Linked DNA regions of Homo sapiens: all the other regions are linked to region 1. Evidence: chromatin loops called from intact Hi-C (ENCODE). Cell type or tissue: heart left ventricle. All regions are shown on one strand. Links, peaks and the distances in the headings refer to the core of each region. The heading gives the core; the rest is flanking DNA.

Region 1 (11,197 bases), core at 1,207-9,206:
GCTGAAACTCCCTATCAGAGTCTATTCTCTACTTTCTATAGATCTCCCCTTCCCTCCTTCTTCCCAAAACAGTGTGTAAGTAATGGAGAAATTATGGATCTGTTAGTCTCAATCTCCTTTCTCAATGAAAGGAGTCTCAATCCAGACCCCAAGACAGGGTTCCTGGACCTCAAGCAAGAGAGAATTCAGGGTGAGTCCATACAGTAAAGTGAAAGCAAGTTTATTAAGAAAGTAAAGGAACAAAAGAATGGCTACTCTATAGCCAGAGCAGTGGTATAAGCTGCTCAATTGAGTATACTTAGAGTTATTTCTTGATTATTTGATAAACAAGGGGTGGATTATTCATGAGTTTTCCAGGAAGGGGTCAGAGATTTCCCGAAACTGAGGGTCCCTCTCCTTTTTAGATTATGTAGGGTAAATTCCGAATGTTACCATGGCATTCGTAAACTGTCCTGGTGCTGGTGAGAGTGTCTTTTAGCAAGCTAGTGCATTATAGTTAACGTATAATGAGTAATGTAGATGACCAGAGGTCACTTTCATCACCATCTTGGTTTTAGTGGGATTTGGCCGGCTTCTTTACCACATCCTGTTTTATCAGCAGGGTCTTTGCGACCTGTGTCTTGTGCCAACCTCCTATCTCATCCTGTGACTAAGAATGCCTGACCTCCTGGGAATGCAGCCCAGTAGGTCTCAGCCTTATTTTACCCAGCCTCTATTCAAGATGGAGTCGCTCTGGTTCAAATGCCTCTGTCAGGTTCTCATGGAGGCAGGAGGAGGGCTGTATAAACTTGCAGGTTGTCTTTCTCTGCAGGTTGCTGCTGCTGTGCAGCTGAGGTACAATCCCTCTCGTTCTTTGGGCATCAGCCTCTGTTCTCCCTACATGTGCTGTGTAAGTGTCTGCAGCTGGTGTAGTTTGTGGTCTGTTCTCTCAGCATGGGCAATCTATGGTGATAGCTCCCATGAAGCTAGGCCATCTCTCCCTGGGAAAATTCTAACCAGGGTACTGGTGCCATGGGAAGGCCATCTTCAGAACAGAACTGGCTGCTGTTTAGGGAAGCTTCTCTTTATCAGGCACCTAAGCAACTGAAAATTAACTAGAATGCTATACATTCTTTCCTTAACGTTTTCTTGAAGTAGAAAATTAAAAGCAGACAAATAATTATTTTGAAAAGTAAGTCTTCTTGTTAAAGACAGCAGAGTAAAAACACTTATGCCATTCCCCTTTCTAAAAATCCAATGAAAACAATAAATGGAACAAAAATAGAAGGACAAAACATCTCCCTATCATGAATGAAGTGAGGAAACAGCTATAATCCCAAACCACAAACTCTGAAGTATACCTGCCAAATATTGTGAGCATGGATGGAGATAAGGGAGACCCTTAATGCTGACAAATGCCTCTTTGGATCTCAAACAGGATATATATTTCTCTAAAATTAAGTGAGGTAAGCTAGAAAAGTCAAGCCAATTGTTCCTTGATTAGAGAGAAGGGCTTGAAGGGCGTGAATAAGACCAGGGGAGAACAGAGACTGTCCTTAGACATATACTGAGTTTGAGATGCTACAGATTATTCAATTTCTCCTTTGTACTTTTCTGAATTTTTTGAGTTTTTTTATGAATACTTTTTGCTGAAACAGTAGTCATTTTAATAATCACTAAATGCTAAACAACCACCCCCACCCCCCACCAAAAAAAGTAACAACTGGTTTTGTTAACTGTGCAGAAGGGTTAAAGGATAATAGCTACATTGGAAATCTTAGAGAAGGATAGCCTTTATTATAAAACCCTAATAGGCTATAGAGTATAAAAAGATAAATCAGACCAGAGTCTGGAAGAAGGGGGAAGAATAAACTGAAGGCCAAATTGTTCTGCATTTAAATATGGGCTCAAGTAGTAGGACTTGGCTGAGTTTATTACTCTCAAGAGTCAAACAGAAAGAGAAGGAGTGAGGAAACCAAGAAACAGTGGGGGTCAGGCTGGGAGTAGAGGAAGTACTAGAACTTGGGTTGGCAGAGTTCATCTTTGTAGTTCAAGAAGTCTGAAGTTTTACAGTTATTTGCATCACCTGGATAGAAGACTTTCTTGGCTTGCAAAGCTTTCTGCCACATCCATAAAGATCTTGTTTTTATTTACTTGTTTGTTTTCTTTATTTCTTTATTTCATGAGGCTGAATAGAAATGAAGGAAACCAAAGGAATAAGACAGCACTTGTGGGTAGGAAATGATAACAGAAGTCTGAGCTCTGAATCAGAGCTAATTAGGGAAGCCATGAGCAACTCCCATCTTCACCCCCAACCCATCCTTTCCCTATTCCAGACTCCTTCCCTATACTGCAAAGGGGTTTGAGCCACTTGAATCTGCACTTCAGCTGACCTCTAGATTAACTGCACTATAAGCTTTAGGTTGGGAAGGGGAAGGACAGCGCCGTTTTGACTGAGTCCAGCTAAAGGTCATTGCAAGGAACAGAGAAGAAGAGGCAGTGCAGGGAGTTCAACATGGCTTCTGTTCACAGGTGACCACTCTCCAGGTGAGGCCACCTGTATCCTATCTACCCACCCACTCTCACCCTTTCTAGACCACTTCCTTTCTCCCAGTTCATCAATCACAAGTAAAAAAAAAAAAAAAAATCCAACATGTGAGAAAGAGGATAACACAATGATTCTTACTGGTATTTGGAGACCTCCAAGGTCTCAGTCCTTGCTAAGATACCTGAGCAATGTTTTAAGTCCAGAACACATTCCTTCTCATTTTGAGGTCTTTGTTCTTCTGACAAATCTTCTGTCTTAAATAGTAACGGTAATGCTAATTGTTAAAAAAAACTATTGCTACTAAAAGCCCAAAGCTCAAAGACAAGCTATCTCCCAACACCCACTCCCCATTATGCAAATGTAAAGAAGAAACGGGATAACCAAGAATTTTTTTTAAACTTTCAGTTTAAAACATAGAAGAATGGGAAACACTCAACAGTTGTGAATGAGTAGCAAATAGCAAACCTTGGTGTATAGGGATAGCAATGAGACTTACTTGGTTGGTGATTCTAGAAGCTGCTCTCTGGGATGATCTCCTTGTTAATGATCCCCTATGGATTCATCTTTGATGGGCAATAAAGAATTGCTTTCTTGAGGGACGCACAGCTTCCTCAGACCTCTTCATGCTACTGCAGGTCTAGAGGCCTGGAATTTGTTTTAAAAATAAAAATTATACACTGTTTTCAGGCAGGCTTGAGGTGTCTTTGACAATGTGGTTTCCTAAAAATCTTAGTTGGCTTCTGTTCTATTTGCTTCCTATCAATTGCATATGTGTGTAGACACAGCCAAAGATGCTGTGTCCACAGTCTTTAAACCTGAAGATCCTTCCCCCTTTACTTCCAACATCACTGATCTATCCTTTTCTAGTTCTTCTTCAATGGCTACTTCTTTGAGACAATTTGAAATCATAGCTTCTCATGGGAAACACTCCCCTGAATCTGAACTTTTTTAATGGGTCCAAGGTGTCTTGCAGATAATCCTTAAATAATGGGAGAGGGCCCAGTGGGCATGCCTTACAAAATGATAGTAATAATAATAATGATAATAATAATGGGAGAAGGACTTAGGGTCTTTCTGGCTAAGGTTGCTACTTTGAAGTCACTATTTCTGCTTCTTTGGTGCAGATAAAGAAGCAGTTGGCCTTGTCAGTGTTTCAGTGCTCCATGTCATGGAGCTTCTCTCCATATTGGGTTGTGGCCACAGTCAAATAACACCTGCCTTGGGAAGGTAGTATTGGCAAGTTGTACCATATATAGTACTTTGTACATAACAAAATACATTTTGCCTTCTGTCTTCCTGCCTGCATTGAGCCCAATTCTGCATTTTTGATTCTTATAGATTTTAGATTGACCCTACTTTCATGGATGAAATTAATTAGTCTCTTTTCTTTCTTCCTTTTTTTCCCCTTTAGTTGCAAACTATAGAAACCATTTGGGCTGGTTTGAGCATAAAAGGAAATTACTGGGAGTTATTAGGTGCTCGGTGATTCATTGGGAGGTCTGGCAAAAAAGAAGCTCAAGGCTAAGCTCATAGGAACACAGCCCGGCATCTCACACAGAAGTGGCTTGATGAGGATTCTACTGCCTCCACAGCTCCTGCCATCATCTTCATCTGCACCATAGATGCTCAGAACCCAGTCTGTGTCTGCATGTTGCTGACTTCCAAATGAGAGCTTCATGAGAGTGTATTTGGTTGGTAGAACATAGGTCCCAGACCTTCTCCCTGGGAGCTGGAAGAGATGCTGGGAAATTCTGCCCTGGAAAAATAAAACTCACAATGTGGGAAACAAAGAAAATGTACAGCAGGGGTTTAACAGAATGACAGGTATCTGCTAAAGAAAATATTGATTTTTTTTAAAAAAAAAAAAGACAATTTTCCCTTTAGAGCCCCAGAAAGATTCAGGCCTTAGAGGCACTAAGTACTATAGAAAATGAGGCTGAAGCATGGGGCTGAAACTTGGTTTGGTTGAAGGTCTCTGGAAGGCAGAGCAGTTTAACCTCTAGGTTCCCTCATCCACCCCCATACAGCCAGACAATTATCCCTCCACCCTTCTGTTCTCCTCCCCTCTTCCCTTAGAAAACTTGAAGTTTATTCTCTAGAGAAGTTCCAGGCTCAGTGACACCAGGCCAAGGTGCTGGACTGAAAACAATTAGATTAAGTTAAAATCTGCTTGATAAGTGTACAAGTAATCTATTTTCAAAACCTAAGAGATGTTGTCAGCTATCTCTAACTATATGCCAGCAGTAGGCCTTCTAGGAAACTGTACTATGATTCCAGGAAACTCGATTGTGGGCTGGGGAAGGACAATAAAGTGGATTGTATGATCATCTGCTTCTGTTACTGGAAAGGGATCCTGATCCAGACCCCAAGAGAGGGTTCTTGGATCTTGTGCAAGAAAGAATTCAGGAGTCCATAAAGTGAAAGCAAGTTTATCAGAGAAGTAAAGAAACAAAAGGATGGCTACCCCATAGACAGAGAGCCCTGAGGGCTGCTGGTTGGACATTTTTATGGTTATTTCTTGATCATATGCTAAACAAGGGGTAGATTATTCATAAGTTTTCTGGGAAAGGGGAGGTTCCCAAAACTGAGGGTTCCTCCCCTTTTTAGACCATATAAGGTAACTTGGGTGTTGCCATGGCATTTGTAAACTGTCATGGCACTGCTGAGAGTGTCTATTAGCCTGCTAATGCATTATAATTAACGTACAATGAGCAGTGAGGATGACCAGAGGTCACTTTCATCACCATCTTGGTTTTGGCCGGCTTCTTTATGGCATCCTGTTTTATCACCAGGGTCTTTATGACCCGTATCTTGTGATATCAATCCTGCCGACCTCCTATCTCATCCTGTGGCTAAGAATGTCTAACCTCCTGGGAATGCTGCCCAGCAGGTCTCATTCTCATTTTACCGAGCCCCTACTCAAGATGGAGTCGCTCTGGTTTGAACGCCTCTGACACTTCCACTCTCAAGGAATGGTGTTTTTATTCTCTTCTCCCCAGAATGTACTTCTGGTCTGTCCCGCTGTTCCATTCCACAGCATTTTAGGAGGTTCTCAAGAGTGTCCTAAACAAGCAGAGAAGAATGGTGAGACTTACCCATTCCTAGTTTAAGAAATGAGTGAAATGGGGTCTGAGTTATATCACAGGTGAGCTAGACATCCTCGAAATAAAGAGCCAGAGTATCAGGCAAACCTTCTAATAGCTAAAATGAGCGTACTTCTATTCCTAGCTACAGTTTAGACTCCTGTGGTACAGTTGGCTTTCCCAGGCTCCCGGCGTCCATGCTGTCTCGGCGCTATCTCGCAGCCTGACGCCACGCGCCATCTGCTGGCCTTGAGCTGCATAGCTCTAGAGTAACTTCAGAGGCCACGGGGGAACAAAGAGCACTCGCCTACTTGACTGAGCTCCGACAGGCCGTCCCTCTGCTTCAGGTGTAGGCGTGAACAAGTCCAGACCACTACCTTAACAGGTATGAGGAAAATGAAGACTCTCCTATTTTGGCACGTATCTCAAAATTGTCATCATTCACTTAAAGTGCATAACCACAGAGACCTTCCTACTTATTTTCTCTGGTGTTTTGAAGTTTTGTCATGGGAAGAAAATAGCGCTTCTAGAAACATGAACTAGACTAATTACTAATGGATTCTTTCTCTTACATTTTGTACAGTGGAATAAGGGCTATTAATTCATTAAGCAGTTGGCTTGGAACCTTCTCTGACGACTCTTTGCAAAGAGAGAGAGGTCTAGAAGACTTGTGGGAAGGGAGGAAGTGGTGGTACCTGATATTTTCCAATTTTCCGCAGGTCACTGATGGGAACTTTGACCAGCATCCTTGTTCCTCCCTCAACTTATGGTCACCCTAAAAAAGCTAAGGCATAGATTTCAAATTCTGGAGCCAGTTTTTGTATTTAGGTCTCCAAGTACAGAGAGAAACTGGCAGACAGGGGTGGAGAAGTATTGAGAACGAATTCGGACACCCTGAAAGCGGAGTTCTAGATCCAGTGTTGCCAGCAACGAGCCAAGAGACCTTTCTTCACAAGTTGATTTACCTTTCCATGTTTCAGTTTTCTCATAATTCCTGCCCTTATTCCCTTCTCACCACCCCTGATCCCCTCCCCTTTCCTGATTGGGTAACAGGACAGGAAGCAGCAGAGCATTCTATGAAGCTTCCTCCTCAACGTCCTAGAGTAGCGGGTCTCAGTCTTCACTACACAGTCAAGTCCCATGGTGCATTTTTCAAACTTGCATACCTGGCCCTTCCTGTGCTGAATTCTGGTCTGCCCATAATTTGCTCCCTCCTTTCTCACTGTTTTCCTTTCTCCCTTCCTTGTTTTCTTTCCTATCCCTTGCTGTCTCTGTTAGAACTTCTTTTTCCTGGTATCTAGCCAATCTCTTAACCCTGTTTTACTTTACTGTCCTAAGATGCTGTCTTCTCATGCCTACATGTACTTTCTTTAAAAAAAAAACTGTTTAAAAAACATTGTGTGGGAGGAGCCAAGATGGCCAAATAGGAACAGCTCCAGCCTACAGCTCCCAGCGTGAGCGATGCAGAAGATGGGTGATTTCTGCATTTCCATCTGAGGTACCAGGTTCATCTCACTAGGGAGTGCCAGACAGTGGGCACAGGTCAGTGGGTGCACGCACCATGCGCGAGCCGAAGCAGGGCGAGGCTTTGCCTCTCTCAGGAAGCCCAAGGGGTCAGGGAGTTCCCTTTCCTAGTCAAAGAAAGTGGTGACAGACGGCACCTGGAAAATCGGGTCACTCCCGAATACTGCGCTTTTCCAACGGGCTTAAAAACTGGCGCACCGGGCCGGGCGCGGTGGCTCACGCCTGTAATCCCAGCACTTTGGGAGGCCGAGGCGGGCGGATCACGAGGTCAGGAGATCGAGACCATCCCGGCTAAAATGGTGAAACCCCGTCTCTACTAAAAATACAAAAAATTAGCCGGGCGTAGTGGCGGGCGCCTGTAGTCCCAGCTACTTGGGAGGCTGAGGCAGGAGAATGGCGTGAACCTGGGAGGCAGAGCTTGCAGTGAGCCGAGATCCCGCCACTGCACTCCAGCCTGGGCGACAGAGCGAGACTCCATCTCAAAAAAAAAAAAAAACAAACAACAAAAAAAAAAAAACGGCGCACCAGGAGATTATATCCTGCATCTGGCTCAGAGGGTCCTACGCCCACGGAGTCTCACTGATTGCTAGCACAGCAGTCTGAGATCAAACTGCAAGGTGGCAGCGAGGCTGGGGGAGGGGCACCCACCATTGCCCAGGCTTGCTTAGGTAAACAAAGCAGCCTGGAAGCTCGAACTGGGTGGAGCCCACCACAGCTCAAGGAGGCCTGCCTGCCTCTGTAGGCTCCACCTCTGGGGGCAGGGCACAGACAAACAAAAAGCAGTAACCTCTGCAGACTTAAATGTCCCTGTCTGACAGCTTTGAAGAGAGCAGTGGTTCTCCCAGCACAGGCAGACTGCCTCCTCAAGTGGGTCCCTGACCCCTGACCCCCGAGCAGCCTAACTGGGAGGCACCCCCCAGCAGGGGCAGACTGACACCTCACCCGGCTGGGTACTCCAACAGACCTGCAGCTGAGGGTCCTGTCTGTTAGAAGGAAAACTAACAAACAGAAAGGACATCCACACCAAAAACCCATCTGTACATCACCATCATCAAAGACCAAAAGTAGATAAAACCACAAAGATGGGGAAAAAACAGAGCAGAAAAACTGGAAACTCTAAAAAGCAGAGCACCTCTCCTCCTCCAAAGGAACGCAGTTCCTCACCAGCAATGGAACAAAGCTGGATGGAGAATGACTTTGACGAGCTGAGAGAAGAAGGCTTCAGACAATCAAATTACTCCGAGCTACGGGAGGACATTCAAACCAAAGGCAAAGAAGTTGAACATTTTGAAAAAAATTTAGAAGAATGTATAACTACAATAAACAATACAGAGAAGTGCTTAAAGGAGCTGATGGAGCTGAAAACCAAGGCTCGAGAACTATGTGAAGAATGCAGAAGCCTCAGGAGCTGATGTGATCAACTGGAAGAAAGGGTATCAGCGATGGAAGATGAAATGAATGAAATGAAGTGAGAAGGGAAGTTTAGAGAAAAAAGAATAAAAAGGAAGAAGCAAAGCCTCCAAGAAATATGGGACTATGTGAAAAGACCAAATCTACGTCTGATTGGTGTACCTGAAAGTGACAGGGAGAATGGAACCAAGTTGGAAAACACTCTGCAGGATATTATCCAGGAGAACTTCCCCAATCTAGCAAGGCAGGCCAACATTCAGATTCAGGAAATACAGAGAATGCCACAAAGATACTCCTTGAGAAGAGCAACACCAAGACACATAATTGTCAGATTCACCAAAGTTGAAATGAAGGAAAAAATGTTAAGGGCAGCCAGAGAGAAAGGTCGGGTTACCCTCAAAGGGAAGCCCATCAGACTAACAGCGGATCTCTCAGCAGAAACTCTACAAGCCAGAAGAGAGTGGGGGCCAATATTCAACATTCTTAAAGAAAAGAATTTTCAACCCAGAATTCCATATCCAGCCAAACTAAGCTTCATAAGTGAAGGAGAAATAAAATCCTTTACAGACAAGCAAATGCTGAGAGATTTTGTCACCACCAGGCCTGCCCTAAAAGAGCTCCTGAAGGAAGCACTAAATATGGAAAGGAAAAACCGGTACCAGCCGCTGCAAAATCATGCCAAAATGTAAAGACCATCGAGACTAGGAAGAAACTGCATCAACTAACGAGCAAACTAACCAGCTAACATCATAATGACAGGATCAAATTCACACATAACAATATTAACTTTAAATGTAAATGGACCGAATGCTCCAATTAAAAGACACAGACTGGCAAATTGGATAAAGAGTCAAGACCCATCAGTGTGCTGTATTCAGGAAACCCATCTCACGGGCAGAGACACACATAGGCTCAAAATAAAAGGATGGAGGAAGATCTACCAAGCAAATGGAAAACAAAAAAAGGCAAGGGTTGCAATCCTAGTCTCTGATAAAACAGACTTTAAACCAACAAAGATCAAAAGAGACAAAGAAGGCCATTACTTAATGGTAAAGGGATCAATTCAACAAGAAGAGCTAACTATCCTAAATATATATGCACCCAATACAGGAGCACCCAGATTCATAAAGCAAGTCCTGAGTGACCTACAAAGAGACTTAGACTCCCACACATTAATAATGGGAGACTTTAACACCCCACTGTCAACATTAGACAAATCAACGAGACAGAAAGTCAACAAGGATACCCAGGAATTGAACTCAGCTCTGCACCAAGCGGACCTAATACACATCTACAGAACTCTCCACCCCAAATCAACAGAATAAACATTTTTTTCAGCACCACACCACACCTATTCCAAAATTGACCACATAGTTGGAAGTAAAGCTCTCCTCAGCAAATGTAAAAGAACAGAAATTATAACAAACTATCTCTCAGACCACAGTGCAATCAAACTAGAACTCAGGATTAAGAATCTCACTCAAAACCGCTCAACTACATGGAAACTGAACAACCTGCTCCTGAATGACTACTGGATACATAACGAAATGAAGGCAGAAATAAAGATGTTCTTTGAAGCCAATGAGAACAAAGACACAACATACCAGAATCTCTGGGACACATTCAAAGCAGTGTGTAGAGGGAAATTTATAGCACTAAATGCCCACAAGAGAAAGCAGGAAAGATCCAAAATTGACACCCTAACATCACAATTAAAAGAACTAGAAAAGCAAGAGCAAACACATTCAAAAGCTAGCAGAAGGCAAGAAATAACTAAAATCAGAGCAGAACTGAAGGAAATAGAGACACAAAAAACCCTTCAAAAAATTAATGAATCCAGGAGCTGGTTTTTTGAAAGGATCAACAAAATTGATCCTTTGCTAGCAAGACTAGCAAAGAAAAAAAGAGAGAAGAATCAAATAGACACAATAAAAAATGATAAAGGGGATATCACCACCGATCCCACAGAAATACAAACTACCATCAGAGAATACTACAAACACCTCTATGCAAATAAACTAGAAAATCTAGAAGAAATGGATAAATTCCTCGACACATACACTCTCCCAAGACTAAACCAGGAAGAAGTTGAATCTCTGAATAGACCAATAACAGGAGCTGAAATTGTGGCAATAATCAATAGCTTACCAACAAAAAAGAGTCCAGGACCAGATGGATTCACAGCCGAATTCTACCACAGGTACAAGGAGGAACTGGTACCATTCCTTCTGAAACTATTCCAATCAATAGAAAAAGAGGGAATCCTCCCTAACTCATTTTATAAGGCCAGCATCATCCTGATACCAAAGCCTGGCAGAGACACAACAAAAAAGGAGAATTTTAGACAAATATCCTTGATGAAATTGATGCAAAAATCCTCAATAAAATACTGGCAAACCAAATCCAGCAGCACATCAAAAAGCTTATCCACCATGATCAAGTGGGCTTCATCCCTGAGATGCAAGGCTGGTTCAATATATGCAAATCAATAAATGTAATCCAGCATATAAACAGAACCAAAGACAAAAACCACATGATTATCTCAATAGATGCAGAAAAGGCCTTTGACAAAATTCAATGGCCCTTCATGCTAAAAACTCTCAATAAATTAGGTATTGATGGGACATATCTCAAAATAATAAGAGCTATCTAT
Region 2 (11,197 bases), core at 1,810-9,809, 44 kb before region 1:
ACCCCTCCATTCCTAACATGCGAACCTTAGCTCCCAGTTAATGTTAATAATGAAACAAGTTAAGCAAGTTTTTCTTCTTGCATTGTTTACAATGACCTCAATCAGTTAACTTTTGGGACAAAGAGCTTCCAAGCCACTATGCACAATTACAGAGAAAATATAGGGAAGATACTCTCGTGGAAATGCAGTCTGATGAGGGAGAGAGAACCCACATAAATATATCTAAACACCAACTACAGTCTCTGCCAAATATTTGAAACCAACTGCAGCTGTGCAGAGGAAACATAAATCTGTAGAGAGTGAAAAAGGAAATAAAGGAAGTGGATAAGCTGGAGGTCTGAATTAATTGGAGCCAGAAGGAGATCATCTGAGAAGGCTAAACTTCATCCATTATTTTTCAACAGCATGTAATTTTCCTAATTACAAAAGGTACAAAATTTAGGATGCACAGAAAAATACAAAACATTTTAAAAATCTTCATAATCCCAGTACCCATCTATACTCCATATACCTTTTCTCTGTTGAGATAATTATAATCTACTTTTTGATGTAGGTTCTTCAAATCTCTTTTCTATGCATATACTTTCCCTCTCAGATTTGATGCTCTGCAGGTTTTATGTTTTTTTTTAATACTCACTAATACAATCTTGATATTTCCCAACATTCAGAACATGACTTATAATTGGTTGCATAGTCAACCATGGTTGGGCATAAATTGTTTCCAACTTTTTACTCTTATAAAAATGGTACATAAACATCTCTTCACAACCATCTTTTTTACATATCTCTGATTATTTTGTGCTCCAAAAGAATTGTAATCATGGGGACTAACATGTGTTGAATTTTATAATGTGTTTACTCTGAACTAAGTTCTTTATATGCAATATCTTATTTAATTCTCAGAACAACTGTTATACCAGTACTATTAATATTGTATTCATATTCTAGGTGAGGAAACAACGATTTAGGGAGGTTACATAGCTTGCCCAACATGACACAGCTAGTAAATGGAATAACTGGGATTTGAACCAGAACTGACTGACTTCAGAATCCAAGTTCCATCCATTGTAGAATACTCCACCCCAGGAGTCCACTTAAATTCTCACTAGCAGATTAACCTCCAGGGAAAGTTGACAGAGTAATGGATATGGCTCAAGATGGGGCATGTATAATCAGGAAGAGTGGTTTATGTGATACTTAGAGAAGAGAGTGGGTAGAGTTTTATGAGGGATATTAACTTTTGCCAGGTTGAAGTTAAAAAATATGAGCTAGTATGTCTAGAGTGATAAAATCATTTCAAATGAGGATCTCCAAGCCAAAGTTCAGGAGTGTTTAAAAATTATTTAAAGAGAATGGGAGTGCCTGTCCAGTTGTATAAAAGGGAGTGATGTCAAAACAATGCTTGAAAAAGATGTACTTTGTTTCATTCTTTGATTTAGGAAACTGGCCTTTGCCTTGTGGAATGAGATAAGATCGAAGTTTCAGAGACCTTTGGGGAGACCTTTTGTCACAATTTTCCTCCAGTCTGACATGTTCTCTGTGGGAATGCAACTCTCTTCACAGTAGCTGTAGAATTTGAAGGGAGCCTGAAAGGCATGACCTTGGAAGCCTCTTCCATTTCTAGTCTCCATGCACAGCCACTTCCCTGAGTGCATTCCAAATCCCAGATGGAGTCAGGGTACGAGCGTTTGCTGACAAGAGATAAGAATGTTGACCAGAGAACGTTAGGGCAGAGTATAGCATGGCGGTTATGAGCACAAGTTCTATCCCCACACTACCTGGGTTCACATGGTAGCCCCAACACTTACTAGCCATGTGACTTCAGACAAATTACTTATCCTTTCTGTGTCTTAGTTTCCTCATCTACACAATGGGATAATAATAATAATACTAATACCTACTTTATAGAGTCATTGTGAAGATTAAATGAGTTACAATGAGTCAAAAATGCTAGCTATTATTATCTCTGCAAGGTAAAGGGTTATTGCCAGATAATTTTTGCAGTTAGTCCTATATTTCAGCTCTTGAAACACTGTAGGTCTTCCATAGATGTGTATGGATTCAAACTGAGAGTCCAATTCTTAAATCAGTTAACTCATGTCCCCAAGTAACAACTTCTGTTTATTACATATCCTAAACATAAGTTCACAGAGTACCTGCTAAAACTTTCCTTTTCTCTTCTGAACTTTCTAGAGGTCATCACTGCCACTTTGTGAACAACACAAAGAAGTCTCAGACCAATATCTCTTCCTATCTCCTTTCTTGTGTGTGCCTCAATTTCCTCATTTCCTCATTGTTCACTGCTAAGTTAATCTCTGCATGCACATACATGCACACAATTTTAACTTCTTTTCTCTTTTCCTTTTATCCCATTTCTTGTCTTCTTTTCCTAATAGTGGTGGAAGTTGAGCAGGGGCCAAGGCTTTTCTCTCTGTTTCCTCCTTTAGTCATAAGTAAGCAGATGAAATTAAGTATCATCTATTTTTAGAGTTTCCAAAGTACGTCAAAGCCTTCTACAGAAATGACATAAAAGTCTCCAACTACTATCTCAAGTATCTATAATCGAAACTGGTTTTCCTGATGTCAGCATCTAAAACAGCCTCTAAATCAATCAGTTACTTTTGAGCCAGTTAACTAATAATAACAAAATTAAAATAATAATTTTTAAGTGCACAATAGGCTGCTACACTATGGGTTAAATAGCACTTAAAGGGTGGCCTGGGAACTAACTCCTATGGGTAGCACTGTTTTTATGGGAAAATACACTCCAAATTCCAGACAACTCATTTATCCACTAACTTTTGGAATATGACCCTTTAGTAAGTTGGAGACTGACTAAAAATACCTAATATTTTGGTGAATTTTTTATCAATGCATTAAAAATACATTCTTATGTTTTATCTTAATAAATTGAAGCAAATTCTAGCCTACTTTTCCATAAGAATTGCTTTCCTGACCTCAGAAGCATAATTGAAAGAGGGCTTGTGGATTTTCTGCAAAGAAAGGGCCTGGCTATTTTAATTAGCTTAACGTATGTAAGATCAATTATTTTGAGACAGTAGACAAACAAAATCATTCATAAGGTTGGCAGGTTTGTGCAAATGATTTCACAAGGGTAAATCATTTTCAGGTTACATAGGACAGATGTGTGCAGTGTATGTGAGAATGTTTGGAAAATATTTTGGATGCTTTTCAAAGGCATACACTACATGTGGAATTAACTGAAATTGGTTTCTTTAATTATTTCTTTCTTACCCACACAATAATGATGGGTTCCTACTTACAGGGTGATGTGACATTTATATGCCTAGAAGTTTCCTTTCCTTTTGACCATTTTTTAAAAGATGCAATATTTTTCCTTCAACATTAGAAGTTGGGTCCCCTGTAAGGCCTTATACAAGAGAATGAGAGTTGAAGAAATACATTTATGGTGGATAGGCTGTTTGAAACTCATTTTAGCTAAAACAGAAAAACTGCAGCTTGTGGAGTGGCAAGGGCCCAGAATTGGCCAGAAGTCATGAATTTTGGCTCTAACTCCTGAATTGAGTGGCTTTGAGCAAGTCACTTACCTCAGAGCCTCATTATTTTTATCTACACAATCAGGGGTTTGGCATCTATGACTTGAAATTCCTTTCCAGCACTATGTTTTGTTTCTGTGGTTGGTAACAATGTAAGAATTTTGGGGGACGCATTCTTCCAAACTCTTGTTTTTCCACTCACATCATTTCAGTAGAGAGCTGACTGCCAATATCACAATAACTTTTTTTTCGATTCATATCAACTTTAAAATGTGTTTTTAAAAATGGCAAGTTAGGTGTCTGTGAATAACAACTGATATTTTCCAGAATTTTTCCTTCCTTCCTTCCTTCCTTCTTTCCCTTCCTCCTTCCCTCCCTTCCTCCCTCCCTCCCTCCCTTCCTTCTTTGAAAGCCTTTTAAGAGGTGAACACAACAGTTTTGGCTTGGGACACAGCTCTGCGGGTCAGGATCTAACAAAGGGAAATCCCCGATGTGCTGGAACCTTACAGCTCCAGGAACCGGCTGTTTATGAAAGCTGAAGTACCGCTAGAGTGAGCAAAGAAGCCACTTGTGATTCCAGCCAATTGTCCCCAGTCCAGACCATTCAGAGGAAAGAGTTCTGCCGGTCTTCTGCATCCAGTTGCCAAAACCCAGGAGGTGCAGCACCTGCTTAGGAAAGCCATAGTGCATGGGGAAATGACCGCTGAGGGGGCCACACTTTCCCTTTTGCATTGGCAAAACTGTTGCTTTCTTACCTTTTAATACTCTTTCTCCGGATTTTGAGAATCCGACTATTTAAAGATTGCTTTCATACATTTAGTTTCTGCCCCACCCCACTACAGCCCCCTTAGGTTTCTTAACTTTTAAGACTTATGATAAATGAGGGTGGGACTGGGTGGGGAATGGGGTAGATGGGAGGGCTGGGAGGACTGGGAGAGTTGGAGTGGGGGATGGAAGATAAGGGTAGGGTGGAGCAGGAAGGGAAGGGTGGAGACGAAGGAATGAAAAAATGAATAACCCAGTGAAGCAAATGAATGGAGCAGCAGCCAAATAAGCAAACAAAACAAACATTTATTGACCGTCTGTCACTTGCTAGGTGTTGTGATAGACAGCAGGCAAATAGCTATGAGCCATGCAGCCAGGTCCTTGCCTTGTGAAATTTACAGTCCAAAGTGGGCGGATATCAAACAAATAATTAAGCAAATACTTTAATACTTACAACTGTGACACAATTGCCATGAAGAAATATAAGGGGCCCTCGCCCTAGTCCAGGAGGTGAGGAGGACGATGTTCAAGCTGGATTATTTCCATGCCATTTTCCAAATTGAAATCTCAAAGTAAATTATATTGCAATATGATGTATGTTTTTTCCAAGTGAAACCCAAGCACACATCCTGCTCTGCCCCACCCTCCGCCCCCACACGGGAAGCTCTCGGGATCAGCCTGGGTGTTCTGTGGTTCTGACGCCATCCTGAGAGCTCCACTGCCACACTCCTTCCCCTGCCTCCTAAATTCGATGTGGAGCGCCACCTAGAGTTTGGCTGACACATTCCCATAACCATAGGGTACAAGGATACTTTGAAATCTAGGATATTTGCTAAGTTTTGAAAATTGAATAAATAAATAATCCATTGGAAAAAATGAATAGCGAGTGAATGAGCAAAGCAGCAGGCAAATATACAAACAGGACAAACACTTTCATTCACTGTCATTGTCATCCAGCGTGAATTCAAAAGACTCCAAGTTTTCTAAAAAGAATGGCTTTCTCTAGGAGCTTTCCAAGATTTGTTTTGCAAAGCTGCCAAGGAGAATACTAGACAATGAATCGGAAGTAGCAAGTCTCACGGTGATATCCAAAGTGTTTTTCATCCAAACCTCAGAGCAAGAAGGTTCCAGGAAGATGCCTAAGTCAAATTAAGATGTTAAGTCAAATTTACCTCGTTCTAATAACTACCCAATAATTTATTGAACAGTCTATATTACTGAAATACCTATGGCATTAAGATAGAACCAACTGTTGTGATTTATGGAGTAGGCTAACATTGCAGCTGTTAAGGAAATGAAAAAATGTATGGGATCTGTCATTTTTAAATCACCTTTAAACAAGATATCCAGCTCTGTAACCACATTCCAATTAGTCTTACAAGAAAAGCCAAGCACAGTTACATTTCAAAAATGTTATCGCATATATAAAGAAGGAACTTATCTTTCTCTCTTACATTAGCCCTACTTTTCTCTACCAAAAACTTGCCCCAGAGAAAAACATATTCAGGTAAAGAAAAGTCATATCCATCCCCTCCATTCATTAATTTCATTTAACCAACATTTGTCGATCACCTCCGGTGGTACTACAGAGATGTTGGGATATCCTGCTTCATGATCTAGTTGGAGTAGATAGCAGATGCCAAGAAAGTGGACATGACAAAACTATGCTATTTCTAAATGCTATCTAGAAATAAGGAGAAGCACAAGGTGTCAAGGGCACTGCTGAGAGGCTCCTGACCAATTTGGAGCAGTCGGACAAGGCGTCTCCTGGATTACAGTGCTGTGTCTTCAAGTATCAACTTCCCGGAAGGCTAAGTTAAACAAAAGAAACTTACAAACCCAGAATGGTGAAGATATCACTTCTACTGAAAACTTTTCCATCTGAGATACAGTGATCTGGGCCAAAAGAACATAATGAAAATGAATAATTCTGAAATATAAGATCCAGGAGTATTGAAACGATTTTGATCTTGTCTGTCCTGTAGTGCTATCACTCTCCATATTGTCCAGCATATAATAGGTATTCAATAAAGATTTGTTGAAAGCTGGACAAATGCTGAACAGAAACCCCAATATGCATAGTAAAAAAACAAATCAGTCGATGTATATTTCAGTCATCTGTAGTTTAGTGACAGATGGTTTATCCACATGTTTTCTGAAAAGCCTTCAATGGTTATTTTATACTCCACCAAATTTCAGTGCTTCTGCCTATTTTTAAGTTGCCTACCTCAACCCAGTTCCTTTCTGTGTCTCCAAATGTGTTTCCTCCTACTCTTCAACATGAACTGCCTTTGCCATTCATGTTGGTTTGTTTATGGTCCCACCAACACTATGTGCATTCCTATTTGCAAAAATCCACTGTTTTGATTTCCCTCACCTAGCTGCATCCTCCTCTCCTCTTCTCCTCCATCCTTTCTCCAGATCTATGGAAATTCTCCCCATTCTTCAAGAACCATCTTGAGCTCACATTGCTTTCTCTGACTAATCCATTCTCTCTCAAATTCATATAAACTCTACAGTTTATGCCATATTAATGAACCTTCATTACATAACCCTCTTACATCATTCATTTTTATGTATGTTAGTCTTATTTTATTAACTAAACCCTAAACTCCTAAAAGGTTATGGTTCATGCCTTATTCTTCATCTATATCAAATACCCACTTGGCTGGCAAAGAGATTCTGAAATGAGGCAGTGGTGGAAGATAAGAGTGGAAGAAAAACTGGGTCTAAATCATGGAAAACCTTGAATGCTGTATCAAAAGATTGTCATTAGCCTTAAGGCAGAAATAAGATTGTGTTCCTCCACCATGTCAGTCAGAAGAAAGGAAAGCCTTTCCAAGAAACGTCCTTCTCCATAGTTACTTCACCATTATTGGTCAAGTACCAATCACTAGTTATAAAGACAAAGTATGGAGAAGGAAAAATTTAGTAAATACCTTCTCTGAGTTTTCAGCATCTTGATTTCCATGTTTCATAGAGTTTTCTGAAAGTGACTGTGTGTGTTAGGTAAGTAGTTAACTGAATATTCTGCACTTAATTTCTCCAGTCTCCATTATTTCAAAAGATTGGGTCTGCTGGTCTTCATGAGATTTCAAAGATCTTTGTTCCACCCAAGGTATGGAGAGAGTTGACAGGGCTGGTGATTCTGCTCTTGACAGAAATGGGCAGAGCAAGTGTCTAGGTCATTTGGGAGAAGTGATAAAATAATTAAAAATAAAATTAAATAATGGGCTAATAGAATTGTTTGTTTAATGAAGTCTTCTCTAGGGAGGCAAAAATTTCAGTAAGAACTTAATTAAAAAGAAAATTTTAAAACTTCATAGGTAAATGCTTTTGGTAAAAGCCCTCTTCTGTGTGGAGCAATGCCATAAACCAAAACTGCATCTTTGAATCCAGATAATTTAAATGAGCAAAACCTAAAAAAACATGTATTTACCAATTATCTGGTTTTTGCATTCAAACATTTAGGCTGAAAGAGCAATGTTTCATTTTTCCTCTAAAATGTGGGATTTTTTTCCTAAACTAGCTTAATAACTATGTCAGAAAGCCATCAAACCTCATTATTTATATTATAGATTTTGTAATTACAAATTTACCTACTCACGAAAATGTATTTGTAATTCTAAAATGAGTACTCTGAGAACTTTCTCAGTTATTCACAGACATGCACAGAATGACAAAAAAATTGAGCCACCCAACATTCATACTCCCAGCTGTGATTAAACAAGGTGACACTCTGCCTTCAATGTTTTAGCTTCCATACTATAAAGAAGTGTCATTTTCGTCACCTATTTAGTGTCAAATTTTTGCATTTTTGTGTTTTTTATTGATGATTTTGCTGTTCTAAATGGTCCCCAAATATCTGGTATTCCTAAGTGCAAGAAGGCTGTGATGCACTTTATGAAGAAAATATGTGCATTAGATAAGCTATGTTCAGGCATGAGTTACAGTGGTGTTGGCCATGAGTTCAATGTTAATGAATCAACAGTATGTATTAAATAAGGTGTCTTTAAACAGAAACACACACAAAGCAAAATTATACACTGATTGGCAGAAAAAAATGTGATCGGCAACTTGCAGGAACTTAACCCTGTCTTTTCTCTAGGAGCAGTGGTTCAGTACTCACTAATTCAGCGTTAATGATAACTTTGTAGAACATAGCTTCTGTGAATAGCAAAAAATTGCCTGCATATGAATTAAAAAGCTCCATAATTCATTTCCCATGATCAGGACTGAACATTGGGCAAACATTCCACACTAATGTAATGTAGTGCCAGAGCCTTCAGTTTTGATGTCAAACAGATTTGGAGTTGAATTTCAGATTGTCTATTCACTAACTGAGAGACTTTATACAAATCTCTCTACCTTTCTAAGGCTACATTTCAAAGTTATTGAGATAATTAAATGGAATGATGTGTATAGTGCCTAGCATATAGTAAGCCCTTGCTAGAGTGTTGCTACTGATTGCTCTACTTTATCTTTCAAGTAGTGCAATCTCTATCTCAATGGCTCATGACCTTATAAGGATGAGAATGACTTTCTATTGACAGTACTCATCCCCTGCAGTGGGCTCACAGAGTCCTTCTTACATAGAATTGTATGTTGAGAGCCAGACAGGAAGCTGGGAAACCAATTTTCAAGTTACCTGCTTACGGTTTTAACCTACTCCCAGACAATTTTGGCCTCAAAGGGAAATCTCTAAAATTTAATCATGCTTTTATCACTGGGAAAATTCACCTCCAGTTAGCATTTGTCCTTTACCTTGTTATTCTAAAAGAATGATGACTCCCCCTGAGCCTTGAGTTCTATTTGCAAAGTACCTCTTCTCTCATCTTACCTCAATCATGGGTAGTTGCCAGGAAAGGAAAGGAAAAGAAAACCCATCCCACCTCACTTGCTTTTCAGAAAGTTACCATTTTATCATTTTTTAAAATCTTGCTTTCTCCTCTCTTACCTGGTACAATGGATTATCATTTCTTGTTGGAGGTGGGGAGGGGAGAGATTAAGTAGACCCTGAGAACAAGGAGAAATATCACATATAGTCCCAGAATCTTTACTGATTGAACATTGCTGGGGATATTAATCGTGAGGGCTTATTTTCCAAAGAACATCAGAGCACATCTGGAAATTAAATAAAAATAATAAGAGGGTTTAAATCAACAGACATTTTACAGAGAATTCCTCAGGACAATTAATAAGATGCTGCCCACAGAGGCACAGAGAAACTTTGATTCTGTTGTGCCTAAACAAGCCTTAAAAAATAAGTATCAAAATCCCCCTCAAGTAGTTTGGTTTTTATTAACTGCCCTCTCTTAAGGAGCTCCATGTACAGAACTGGAATCTGCCTTCTTTGTGTTTGTTTCATTTGATTTCTTTTTGCCCACATTGAATGGATAGGTGGCTATTTCTAAGGGATCTTTTTGACAGTACAAAATTATGACAGCCTAAGCTAGGCTGAGCCCCAAGGAAGGAGACTATTTGCTTGGGGAGGCAAGGAAGTGAAGACCACATCCCTTGTGAGAAATTAATTAGGTGAATCTCTTCAAAGATCCAAAGTCAAAATTGAGTCTGGACTAGGCTTTCCCATGACAAGAGGGAGGAATTTATTTGGAGATCTTCTTTATCAGCAAGATGGTTGTTAGACAGTGCAAAGGCAGAGAAAGGAAGTGACTTCAACCTCTTCCTTATCTGTAAAAAGCAATGATTACTCCCTGTGGTTGGGTACAGCCTGCCTTTCAAGGACTGTGGAGTTGGGCCAAATCAAGGCAAGAGTAGGAAAAGAGCCAAGTCTGGACTCCACAGCCCCTTCACTCCTCTCCTCCTCCTTTGTTGTGTCTCCTCATCCTGCTGCCCTCCAGGTACCCAAGAACCTCTGACACCTTACCAAATGCTCTGGGTCCCCCAGCCCCATTTGAGCAACTTAACCTGGGTCTTAAGAGTTGAATTGATTCTCACAAAATTCCCGTGTTGAAGTCCTAACCCCTAGTACCTCAGCATGTCACCTCAGCATGTCACCTTATTTTGGATATAGGGTTTTTGCAGAGGTCATCAAGTTAAAATGAAATCATTAGGATAGGCCCTAATCCAATATGGCTTGTGTCTTTATAAAAATTAGAGGCAGAAACTTATACAGGGTTCAGAACACCAATGTAAACATGAAGACAGCTATCAACAAGTCAAGAAGAGAACCTTGGAACAGATCCTTCCTTCACTACACTCAGAAGGAACCAACTCTGCTAATACCTTGACTTCAGACTTCTAACCTCTAGAACTGTGAAACACTAAATTTCTATTGTGTAAGCCACTCAGTTGGTGGTCCTTTGTTATGGCAGCCCTGACCAACTATTATACTACTGAGCTATATAGCTCTTTTTGCTGTGCATTTGGTTTCTAAAGTGTGAAGCTCCAACCTAAGGGAGACTTGGAATTCTTGCCAGCTTGCTAAGATTTATATAGTCATGTGATCCTTAATTTAGAGCCATGTAAATATGCCGTGAGGATAACACATATAGATTGCTCAATGATTGTCCTTTGCATTCCTTTCTAGATTTAACTCTCTCTCTCACTCTCCCTCCTCTCTCTTTCTCTTTCTCTCTATCTCTGTTTCTCCTCACCCTATTCTAGCTGTACTGAGTACTGATCTACTCATTTCCTGGAGGGAAACCTGTCCTCTCACTACAGAACCTTTGCATATGCTCTTCTCTCTACCTTAAAATACCCCCACATATACCAAGTTCTGGCCAACTGCCACTTACACCTTAGTCACGAAGATGTGCTAAGTTGCCACATGTTTGCGGAAGTTGTTGCTGAACTCTGCCAAGATTTAGCTAGATGCCCTTCCTATGTGACCACACAGCACCATGTCTCACTTTTTTTTATATCAACAAAAAATCTTTGTTGATCACCTGTTT
Region 3 (10,700 bases), core at 2,044-10,043, 480 kb before region 1:
GTTTCTCTTTGTTCCAGGTTTTTCACGTTAACGTGGTCTGCGTAGTAAAATCGTTACTAGTGAAGGGGGTGCCAGATTTGTGGCACGGCCCTAACACACGTACATTAGTGAGACCACACACAGATCAAAAAGATAAAGGCACGCATTGCTTTTGAGCAATGACCCGTGTGCCAAAAATGAGGTTTCACATACAAGAGACCAGAAGAATGTAAAGGTTTTAGTCTCAGGGAATCAAGAGTTTCATTTTTTGTTCTAGTCTATGTTTTAAAAGGATGATAGGACATTATTTAGCCCCTTTGATTGTTCTTGTTTCACTATTTGTAACTGAAAAAGAAAAACAAAATGCCTTCTTCCTCCCTCCGGTAGCCACTATAAGAAGTGCAGCGACACAGTGAAGGGCTAGGAACTTTGGCTGGGGGGCCATACTGGCTGGGCTCACTTCTGCACTCCTCACTGTGTAACTTAGAGTCTCAGTTTTCTGTAAAACAGGAACAATAGCTGCAACTACTTCATGAGGTTGTTGTGAGAATTAACTGAAATAATACAGGTGCTCAGCACAGTACATGGACCCTAGTAGGGTTTCAATTGCTATTGTTACAGTAAAATGTTATTATAATAACATCATTATGCTCCGAAAATTAAATTGCATAAAATGTGGCATCAATTTGCCCCCAAATTAATAAATATTAATATATTCTTAGTCAATCTGTACTGTTGCAAAAAGCACAAAGAAGATTAGATAGTACAACTGACCACTCGCTCTATGAGGAGGTCACCTCTTGAAGACATCCTGTTCCAGAAAATCAAAGAGTCACCCACCCATTCTCCAGCTCTTTATAGGGGTTGGGCTGGAGTATAGGTACAATCACTGTGTGTGCAAATTGACTTAATTAGGGAGGGGAGGCATTATTCAAGGTGTTACTTGTTCAATTATTAAGGTTGTTGTCTCAAACCTGCTTTTAACCTTTCTAGTCAGTGACTGTTAACCCTGGATGCACATTAGAATTACCCAAGGAGCTTTAAAGACATAGTGATATCTGGCCCAAGATAGGAGCAGCAAAATATAATTACTCAGACTTGAGTTCAGATCTTGTTACCATCACTTTTTAGTCATGTGACCTTTGACAAACTATTAACCTCTCTGTTGGCTGATCTGTGGGATGAGTGGCGGGCGGGGGGCGTCATTGTAGGGACTAAACCATGTATTTAAAGCTCTGGGCACACATCTTGGCATGTAGCAGGTATCCAGTAAATACTTGGTATTAGAAACCTATTTTCTCTGAAGACCCCAGCCCAAAGGGTCCCCCCACCTCCACTGAACTCAGTTATGAAAATTTTACCTTGAAATATAGTCTTGGGCAAAAACTAAGGAAGGTTTCTTATTTTACGAATGAGAAAACTAAAGCACAAAAGAGTTGTTCAAAGTTACATGGCTAATAATAAACTAGAATCTGAACCCAGGTCTCCTAATTCTTTGACTATTGTTTTTCTTCCTATTCCATAGTTCTTAATCACATAACCCCAGAAGCCTCAAATTCTGGCCCTGGATGCCGGCATCAGCCTCATATTTTTCCAGTCCCTTCCAGCCTTAGCTTTGTGGTGCAGCAACACCAAATTGCTGTTTTCTGATACTCATAATTACTGTTTCTCACCTATTTGCCTTGGCTTATGTGATCATCCCTGCCCTGCCTGAAATGCTCTCCTTGCCTTGGTTTTCTAGCAACTACACTAACTTCTGCTGCTGACCATCAATGATTAACTGCTACAGCAATTGTCTTCCCATTTTAAACAGTTAGAAATGAGACAAAACGTCAGACATCGGACAACAAGATTTTAATCCCTGTGAGTAGGAAAATAAATGGGATGAGCCCTGTGATTGCCACACCTTATACCTGGAGGCAGTTTCCAGGATACTACCCATGGTGGAATAACCAAAACAGCCTAGTGGTCTTGCTAAGTTGAAGAGACAGAGTTTAAAGTCTGGGGAGACTGAGGAGGCTAGAATTTGCAGGGGAGTTTACCAGAAAGAGGAAACTAGATAGAAAGGAAGCTCTGGAGATCTGCAGAGCACTTACCCCATGTCTTTGGATGAGTTTTATTGATCTGCATGTGCTCGTGAAGACACTATGAAGACTGCGGTGAAGAACTCCCTGAAAGCACAGGCTGAACAATACCTAGAGCTTACAGAGGACCGGGAATACTTCGTGTTTCTACCAGCCTGAGTGGAGAAACCTCAAAATACATAGTGCATTGGGTGAAGTCCTCAGATGTGCCATGCCTTAGTAGTGGAGTAAATTAGTCCTATAATAAAAGCTGCTCTGGAACCACCATACAAAATGTAAAAATGAGCCTTTCATGAATCAAACTGATCTGCCACGAAATCCAATGTTCTTTAAAGAAGAGAACACAATCCAGCACCCAATAAAATAAAATTAACGATATCTGTAATTCAAATAGTAATTTGTAGATATACCAGAAAGTGTAAAAATGTGATTTATAACAAGAGAGAAATTAATCAGTAGAAATAGATCAAGAAATGACAGAGATAATGGAATTAGTAGGCAAGGACCTTAACAAAGTTTATCCTATGTTTAAGGATGTAAAAGAGAACATAAACACTATGAATAGGGAGTAAAACATATTAAAAAGACCCAAATGAAACTTATAGAGATGGAAATATGAAATAAAAAATAAGCTGGATAGGATTACCAGCATCTTATATGATGCAGAAGAAAAAGTCACTGTACCTGAAGACATAGCAATAGTAACTATCCAAAATGAATCACAGGTTGGAAAAAAAAAAAAAGGCCAGGCACGGTGGCTCATGCCTGTAATCCCAGCACTTTGGGAGCTGAGGAGGGTGGATCACTTGAGGTCAGGAGTTTGAGACTAGCCTGGCCAACATAGAGAAACCCCATCTCTACTAAAAATACAAAAATTAGCCAGGCATGGTGGTTGGTGCCTGTAATTTCAGCTATTTGGGAAACTGAGGAGGAGAATTGTTTAAATATGGGAGGTGGAGTTTGCAGTGAGCCGAGATTGTGCCACTGCACTCCAGCCTGGGTGACCAAGTGAGACTCCATCTCAAAAAAAAAAAAAAAAAAAAAGAACAAAAAAGACTAAAAGCAAACTCACACATACAGAGAGCCCCAGTGAACTCTGGGATCTTATAAAGCCATGCAACATATGTGTAACTGGAGTCTTACAAATGTGATGTGGGTGAAACAGAAACACTATTTGAAGAAGTGGCTGAAAATTATACAAATTTTATTAAAAATGTAAACTCATAGATTCAAAAGGCTCAACAAACTCCGAACAGCAGTAATATAAAAAAATCACACTAAGGCACATCATAGTTAAATTTCTGAAATTAATGCCAAAAAGAAAATCTAAATCACAGCCAGGGAGAAAAAGATACGTTATGTACAGAGATATAAACTTGAGAATTATAGCAGGCTTCTCGTCATAAACCATGCAGGCCTAAAGACAATGGAAGGTCATCTTTTAAGTGCTGGAGAAAAACAAAAATCTGCCAGCCTGGAATTCTATACCTACTGAAGATTTTTTTAAAAGATAAAGGCAAAATAAAATTTTTTTCAGGTCAATAAAAGGCGTGTGATCGTTAAGAAATGTTAAATGTTCTTTTAGCAGAAAGAAAATGATACTAGATGGGAATTTGGACCTACAGAAAGAGATGAAGAGCACTTAAATGGTAAATATGTGAGTAAATATTTTAAAAATGGGGTTTCCCCTCATTTTTCATCTCTTTTGCATTTATTCATCCTTCTAGGAAGAAATCCCATGCTTCTTTACCACCTCTTCTTAGGTCAGGAGTGACAAACTCAACTCTCTACACAGGCTTAGATTGATAAGGTAAATGAGTAAAGTCTGTGTATGCTTATAAGGAATAGTGGAAACAGTCGCAAACTGTAGAGTGCATGTCTCATTTAAAAGGAGTATCCATTACTCAACTTCAGCTTCTAGTTGCTGGGAGGGAATTGAGCCAAACTCTTCCTTTATTTAAATGTAGCAATTAATTTAAATCAACCAAAACCCAAAACTCCATGGACTATAGTCAGCTGTTGGGCCACTAGGGTGCAATTACAATTTTAGGTATTCTTCACTTGTGCCCCTCGTAATCTCAGAGCACTGGAGAAAGGTTTAAGAGTTAAGCACTTTGACCAAAATTTTGGTGGAGTACTCTGTATTTGCATCAAAAATAATTTGGTTTACTTTGTTTAATTCAGTTGATAAGTTTATGCTATTATCCCTAATGTAAAAAAGTTCTGTAAGAGTCACATGTGTGTTAAAGCAATGTGGTACTTTGGTAGCTACAGCCTTACTTCAGTGCCTTTATTTTCGTAATAGATGAAGAAACCACAAAGCATGTCCCGCAGCTTCCCTAGGAATACCTCTCTTAATGTAATTTCACAGCGATGCATCTGTCACTGGGAAATTTTCTGTCTGAACATGAATGATGAAGGTATAGGTAGGGATCTTTCTTTTTTTTTTCTTACAGTCCTTACAGGTCTTTTTTTTTTTTTTTTAAACACCTATTATGCCATGAATTCATAGGGAATAGTTTCCAGCAGCTCAGGCTCCTTCCCATTGGTTCTCACAAAGTGTGCTTCTCTGGGTGGAGCAGACTGGGGCTTCAGTCGAACCCAGGTACCTTTCTCTTTGTCTTCTTTCTTTTTCTGATCATTTTCCTTCTCGCGTTTCAGGAAGCCATCTCGGCTTTTAGAGTGCTTAATGTGCTCAATATGCACGTTAATTCTCTTGACAAGAATCTTGCCCTTAACTTGTTTGTTTACAACAATGCCAACAGCATGCTGGGTAACTGTAGACTCTTCCAGTTTTGCCATGGTGACACTTGTGGGGCATTCCTTTTTGAAAAGTACCCATTCTCTTACATCTACAATATCACCTTTCTTATAGATTCGCATATATGTGGCCAAAGGAACAACTCCATGTTTTCTAAAAGGCCTAGAGAACATATATTGGGTGCCTGTCTTCTTTCCCTTTGTATTCGTCATTTTGGTGAATTACTGGAAGATGGTGGTTCCGGCCGAAAGGGGGATCTTTCTTTTTATTCCTTCCCAGGCTTACTTTTCTTCCCACTTCCTCCACCTACTCCTATCCCTCCACCCTGGACTTCACTTCATTCTGCGCACCTCGTCTCACCATTAAAAAATCAAATCGACAGATCAATGTTTTGGAAGCTGCCCCAATGCTCAAATGAGTAAAAATAAAATATTGATGGCGATCAACATATTGAATTCTTTATTATGTCCCAGGTAAATGACATCATGTCACTTAATGCTCACAATAATCTGATACAAGAGTACTTAAAACAATCTCCATTTCACAGATAAAAACACTGAAGCTCAAGGTTTCACAGCTCATAGGTTCTGAAATCGGACTTTGTGTTCTTACTTTCTACATCCTTGCTCCTCAAAGTATTGTCAACTGAAAGTTTACTAGAAAGGTAGTATCTCAGGCCTCACCCCAGACAACTGAGTCAGAACCTGCATTTCAGCAAGATCTCCAGGTTATTCATGGGCACATTCAAGTTTGAGAAGTCCTGTTCCACACTGCACCACCTCTTTCTGGGTGTGCCTCCTGATAGTGCCCATCCACCACTTGCCTGGAAGCCCCAACACACTTCCCAGTGTGCCCAACTTTCTCTCAAGAGTGATTTATGCAGCAAGCCTTTGCTGGTGGAATTCCATTGTGTTGACTTAAACACTCACCCCGAGATCCCTCCCTTCTTCCTACTCTCAATCCATCATCATGTCTCATTTTCTATTTTTGGACACAGCTCAGGGACATGAAGAGGGAGGGCCGGGCTTGCGGCACTGGAGGGTTGCCTGACCAATAATTTCTCCTAGTGGCTGCTTCTGGCCCCGTGTGGGCCATAGAACAGTGCTATGGGTGGGAAAGCAGGAGAAGCTTCATAGGAAATACCCGTCAAGCAAAACCTTTGGCAGAACTGAAGCCATGGAAGTTGTTATGGGTACAGAGGTCCATGGATGCTGGCAACTTTATTAAAGCTTATTTTCACACTGATATCACTCACAAGCAAAAGTCTGACCACTACATGCACTTTCGAATGAGTCCAAAAGTCTGTGGAACTGAGTTATTATAAAAATGGGTTCTCAAAATACTGTATAAAGTCAAAGTTGTTGGATAGTCAATGAAAAATAATTTTTTCAGTTAAAATAGCTCATACGCATTGGCTTTGAAATGGCAGAGGTGACAAAGGATGGTCTTATGATGTCATTCCAAGGCCCATGATGATAATAAACTATTTACTTATTTTTTCTTCTTTTCAAGAGGTACGGTGTCTCCAAGCTCTCTCCTTGCCATTTCTCTCTTTAGAAACCTTTTGTATTCATCACCCGGCTTTGGTGGGGGTCTAAGTTAAGCAGAAAAGGCTGCTGTAGAGAGATGAGAGGAATTCTTTTCTCCTGAGACATGGCCAGTTGGGGCAGAATGCTGGTGCAGAGACCAAGCTTTCTGCCAACAGAATAGAGCGTGGAACTGTAACATACTCTTTAATGTTGTTGTAACTTTATTTTCCACTTTAAAGTAATAGAAATTCTTCCTAGAAATAATGCTGTTTAGTAAAGACAGCATGGCATAGCTGACTAAAGCCATATCTTTGAGCACTTGCCAACCTTTGTAGTAAAGGGACATTTTTCATGAGCCTCCTGCATTCACAACATCAGGAAATGATGGAAATGTCTTTATCATAGAATCAAAGTGCTCAAAGGGGGCGCTGTAAGATCATTCATTTTACATATTTTGTTCTTCAAAGACAGGCAGACATCCTAATTTTTTACAGAGATGAGAGGCAGTGAGGTATAATGAAAAGAATAAGGCTTTAGGCTGATGCCAATCTTGAAATGCATCTTAATTCTATTATTTATTAACAAGACTTTGGGGGAATTGTTCAACTTTTCTGATTTTTAATATTCTTATATTTAAAAATAAGAAAAAGGACACTTTTGTCTTTTGATCCTGAAAACATGCCTGCAAGTTGATTGTAAGATAGTGAAACAATGGATTTAATATAAAAGGGGCAAGGGATCCTGTTTTGATATAAGTCTTGCTTTTTAGACACAATAGTTGAATGATTAGAATTCTAGCATCTCCCACACATTCTCTAATTTTATTTTTCTTTGTAACCGAATGTGTAGTCAACATGCTTAAGTGAGCGCCTGGCTGAGGTTAGAGACATCACTTTTAATATGTCTAATAATTATTATTCTTTTCTGTATTATATTAAGTTCATGATACTCCTGTTACTAGTATTTAAACCTTTATTATTCTATTTTCATAATTTTTAATAGAAAAATTATGACAAATTACAGTAAAATATTCAAATAATTGCACCAATATTAATCTTTGTTTGGATCACTGAATTCATAGAAGTTATTTCATAAGGGTAGTTATTGTTAATTACTGTTGTTACAAACAAATTCCAAATTTCACTGATTTAGTTTAATTTTTTTTCTCATAAAAAGTCCAGTCCAGTGGACTTTGGGAGGCTGAGGCAGGAGGATCACTTGAGTCCAGGAGTTCAAGGCCAGCCTGGACAACATAGCAAGACCCTGTCTCTACAAAAAATTAAAACATTTCCCAGCCATGGTGGCACACACCTGTAGTCCCTGCTACTTGAGGCTGAGGTGGGAGGATCACTTGAGGCCAGGAGGTAGAGGCTGCAGTGAACCATGACCATGCCACTGTACTCCAGCCTGGGCAGCAGAGGAAGACCCTGTCTCTAATCTATAGATTAGATAGATAGATAGAGAGATAGAGAGATGATAGATAGATAGATAGATAGATAGATAGATAGATAGATAGATAGAGAGATAGAGAGAGAGAGAGATAGATAATGAGAGAGAGAGAGTCCACTGGGGCTGATCTTGCTTGGGCAGCTCTTCTTTAAGTTGCCAGACTCAGGTGTCCTGGCATCTTCCCTCAGAGACTCTGTTATCCATCAGAGCCTCCCTGGGAGGCCTGTGCTGGGTCTGCTTTATTCAGCAGCCAATGAGCAAAGAGAGGGATTCTCACATCCCCTCCCCATCCCCTTCCTCCTCTTCCCTCTCCCTCCCCCTCCCCGTATCCTCCTCCTCCTCCTCCTTCTTCTTCTTCTTCTTCCTTTTGAGACAGGGTCTGACTCTGTCACCCAAGCTAGAGTGCAATGGCACAATCAGGGCTCACTGCAGCCTCCATCTCCTGTACTCAAGAAATCCTCCCACCTCAGCCTCCCCAGTAGCTGGGACTGCAAGTGCATGCCACCATGCCTGGCTAATTTTTGTATTTTTTGTAAAGATGGGGTTTTGTCACATTGCCCAGGCTGGTCTTGAACTCCTGGGCTCAAAGGATCCGCTCACCTCAGCCTCCCAAAGTGCTGGGATTACAGGTGTGAGCCACCATGCCGGCCTCTCATGGGTCTTTTTAAGGGCCAGGGCTAGAAGTACACACTTGACACTTTCTTACACTTCATTGGCCATCAATTGTCACAATATGCCATCTAGATGCAAAATGACTGGGAGATGTAGTTTTTCCATGTGCCCAGGGGAGAAACTAAATGGTTTGGTGAATCCACAGCATTGTCTGTCTAGAAGCAAGGCTGTCAAACTGAATTATTAGCCAGCCAGCAGCCACCAGGGCCCTCAAAAAGTTTATTCATCAAAACTGATGTATAAAAGCGTGGTTTTAGTATGTAGTAAGCAGTGTATAGCTGTCCACACATGATATATGGAAGTTGAATGCATGACAATTGGAGATTATCTGTACGTCTTGTTGCACAGAGTTAATGCCTATTGCTGAGTTGCTGCAAAGAGTCAGTAAGATATTTATGTGAAAATGCCTAGCACAGAGTTAGTATTAACATGCTGTTCCCTGAGCTTTTTTTAAAAAAACTAGATTCTTGGCTGGGCATGGTGGCTTATGCTTGTAATCCCAGAGCTTTGGGAGGCTGAGGCAGGAGGATCACTTGAGCCCTGGAGTTCAAAGCTGCCGTGAGCTAAGATTGCACCATTGTACTCTAGCATAGGTGACAGAGCAAGACTTTGTGTCTAAAAAAAAAAAAGAAAACCCAGAAAAGGATTCTTCCACAGTATCCTTTAATAAACTCATCTGGTGATGAATGGGTTCCAGCTAGAGTCTGCAACTTCTTATACATTGCCAAAATTGATTTTTCTACAGTTTAATCACATTTATTTTGAATGATTCTCATAGAAACGGTAAAACATCTGATCATCACTCTTCTTATACTACTCCATCAATGTCAAAGCCATCTGGCCATCTGTAAGCCTTTTCTTCTTTTGACTCATTTAAAACTTTTTTGATATGTCTATCAGTTTTCACATATGACTCAACGTACATTAACTGCTATTTTCTTGAGGCTTTTTATGTGTGAAAACTGGGAGATTATAGTAGTTTCCTACCTGAGAAACTTGCCATTGACTTTTATTTCCCATTCAAAAATGAATATTTATTTCTCCATTGCTCTCCATCAGTTAAGAATGTGTTTGTGTGAAAATACCTCAGGAAAACAAAGATTGCTTCACAAAATTCAGAATGTTAATTTATCCCAGTGGGCTACTGCTATTGGAAAGTTATCAGCCATATCATCAGAACCAAAGGTTTTAAAAGAAGTAATTTTATATCAAGAACGTATGAGTGTTACCTTATCCTTCCCTTTAATCTTGTTTTCATCTTAAAAGTAGAGTTTTCCAAAACCTACTGTCTTCTGGGCATAAATCAGAATTTTCCTGAGCCTTCCTTCCTGATGTGCACCTAGAATTCAGATCCTCATGAATCAGCAGCCACCTCATAATGTGAATGCTCAAGAACAGAATGAGGAACAATGTTCTCCCAGGTCTGGTCTGAATTTGGGAGGGCTGACTTGCCTAATTTTAGAGGTGTTGTGCCCAAGAGGAATGGAGGCCGGGTTTCCTTGCTTCTTTACCAATCTACTTATCGGTTTCCTGTTCAACTCCCTTCCTTTGCTTAGTAGGTTTCTAGGTATTCTCATTTATTAATGTTAAAAATACCTTTTCAGATGAATTACTCATTTACACATCCAAATTAAGGTTTTCATTTCCCAGTTTTATCACAGCTGGCATAATGAACCATGTCAAGTTTTTAAACTATATTGTGACAACATTTAAACTCGTTATGCTTTGCCTGTGGATGTAATTAAGACAGTGTGTTTGGTATCAGTTTATTCTTAAAAAGCAAAGTAAAAGCAGATGAGGTGTATTTATAGACTCATCAGCCAATGAATGGATGAAAGAGAAAAAGAAATTAATGGGGAAATGTCAGCCAGAATAGAGGAGGGACCCACTGAGAAGTTCATTTCCAGACCAACTATTTGGAATTTAGTCCAAAGACAGCTGTCCCTTGATTTACAGTAGGGGAAAAAAATGACATTGTAAGACTATTGGGCCTCAAGTTAAGAAGCAGGCAAAGAGTAACATACTTCAAATAAACTTCTGCAGTTGGGATGGGGGCCCAAGCACAATGCTTACAGTCAGGACCCTATCTGGAGGTGCATGCCTTCCTACAAAGAGTGGGGCTTAGAAAAATCTGGGAAAGAAGGAAAATCTGTAGGAAACATAGAAGATTTGGAACTTGGTCCTGGCCACTTGAAAGCTGTTTTGATTTGAAGCCAAAGCCCCTAG

The links. Peaks named below come from ENCODE experiments on the same cell type or tissue, not always from the same donor. Only the 100,000 strongest peaks of a DNase experiment are listed, where the experiment ranks them.
Region 2: it touches region 1 in a loop (2.3-fold over the local background); 15 of 110 quality-filtered maps call a loop at or near these places.
Region 3: a loop joins it to region 1, with 4 times the contacts of the local background. A loop is called at or near these places in 12 of 110 quality-filtered maps.

Annotation. Positions count from the first base shown.
Region 1 is chr12:65,551,556-65,562,752 of GRCh38, reverse strand. The region is part of intron 2 of MSRB3-AS1 (MSRB3 antisense RNA 1); the gene reads left to right. It overlaps LOC105369187 (a long non-coding RNA gene), which reads left to right and starts at 5,442. Exons shown (of 3, transcript NR_135033.1): 1 at 5,442-5,672; 2 at 5,756-5,995. It overlaps LOC105369808 (a long non-coding RNA gene), which reads right to left and starts at 5,841. Exons shown (of 4, transcript XR_945035.3): 1 at 5,623-5,841; 2 at 4,082-4,283; 3 at 3,024-3,172; 4 at 1,755-2,781. RefSeq lists an enhancer at 5,288-6,487. In heart left ventricle, for the core only: a CTCF peak has its summit at 5,856 (motif pointing left); a DNase peak (open chromatin) is centred at 5,852; H3K27me3 peaks cover 870 bases.
Region 2 is chr12:65,596,522-65,607,718 of GRCh38, reverse strand. All of the region lies in intron 1 of MSRB3-AS1 (MSRB3 antisense RNA 1), which reads left to right. LINC02454 (long intergenic non-protein coding RNA 2454) reads right to left here and starts at 4,850. Exons shown (of 3, transcript NR_146529.1): 1 at 4,738-4,850; 2 at 1,490-1,691. In heart left ventricle, for the core only: a CTCF peak has its summit at 5,066 (motif pointing left); a DNase peak (open chromatin) is centred at 5,008; H3K4me3 peaks cover 1,419 bases; H3K27ac peaks cover 1,491 bases; H3K27me3 peaks cover 1,177 bases.
Region 3 is chr12:66,031,571-66,042,270 of GRCh38, reverse strand. It overlaps the pseudogene RPL21P18. Among named protein-coding and RNA genes, the nearest start is that of LINC02425, 5.9 kb to the right of the region's middle. In heart left ventricle, for the core only: CTCF peaks have their summits at 5,909 and 6,790; a DNase peak (open chromatin) is centred at 5,870; H3K27ac peaks cover 1,238 bases.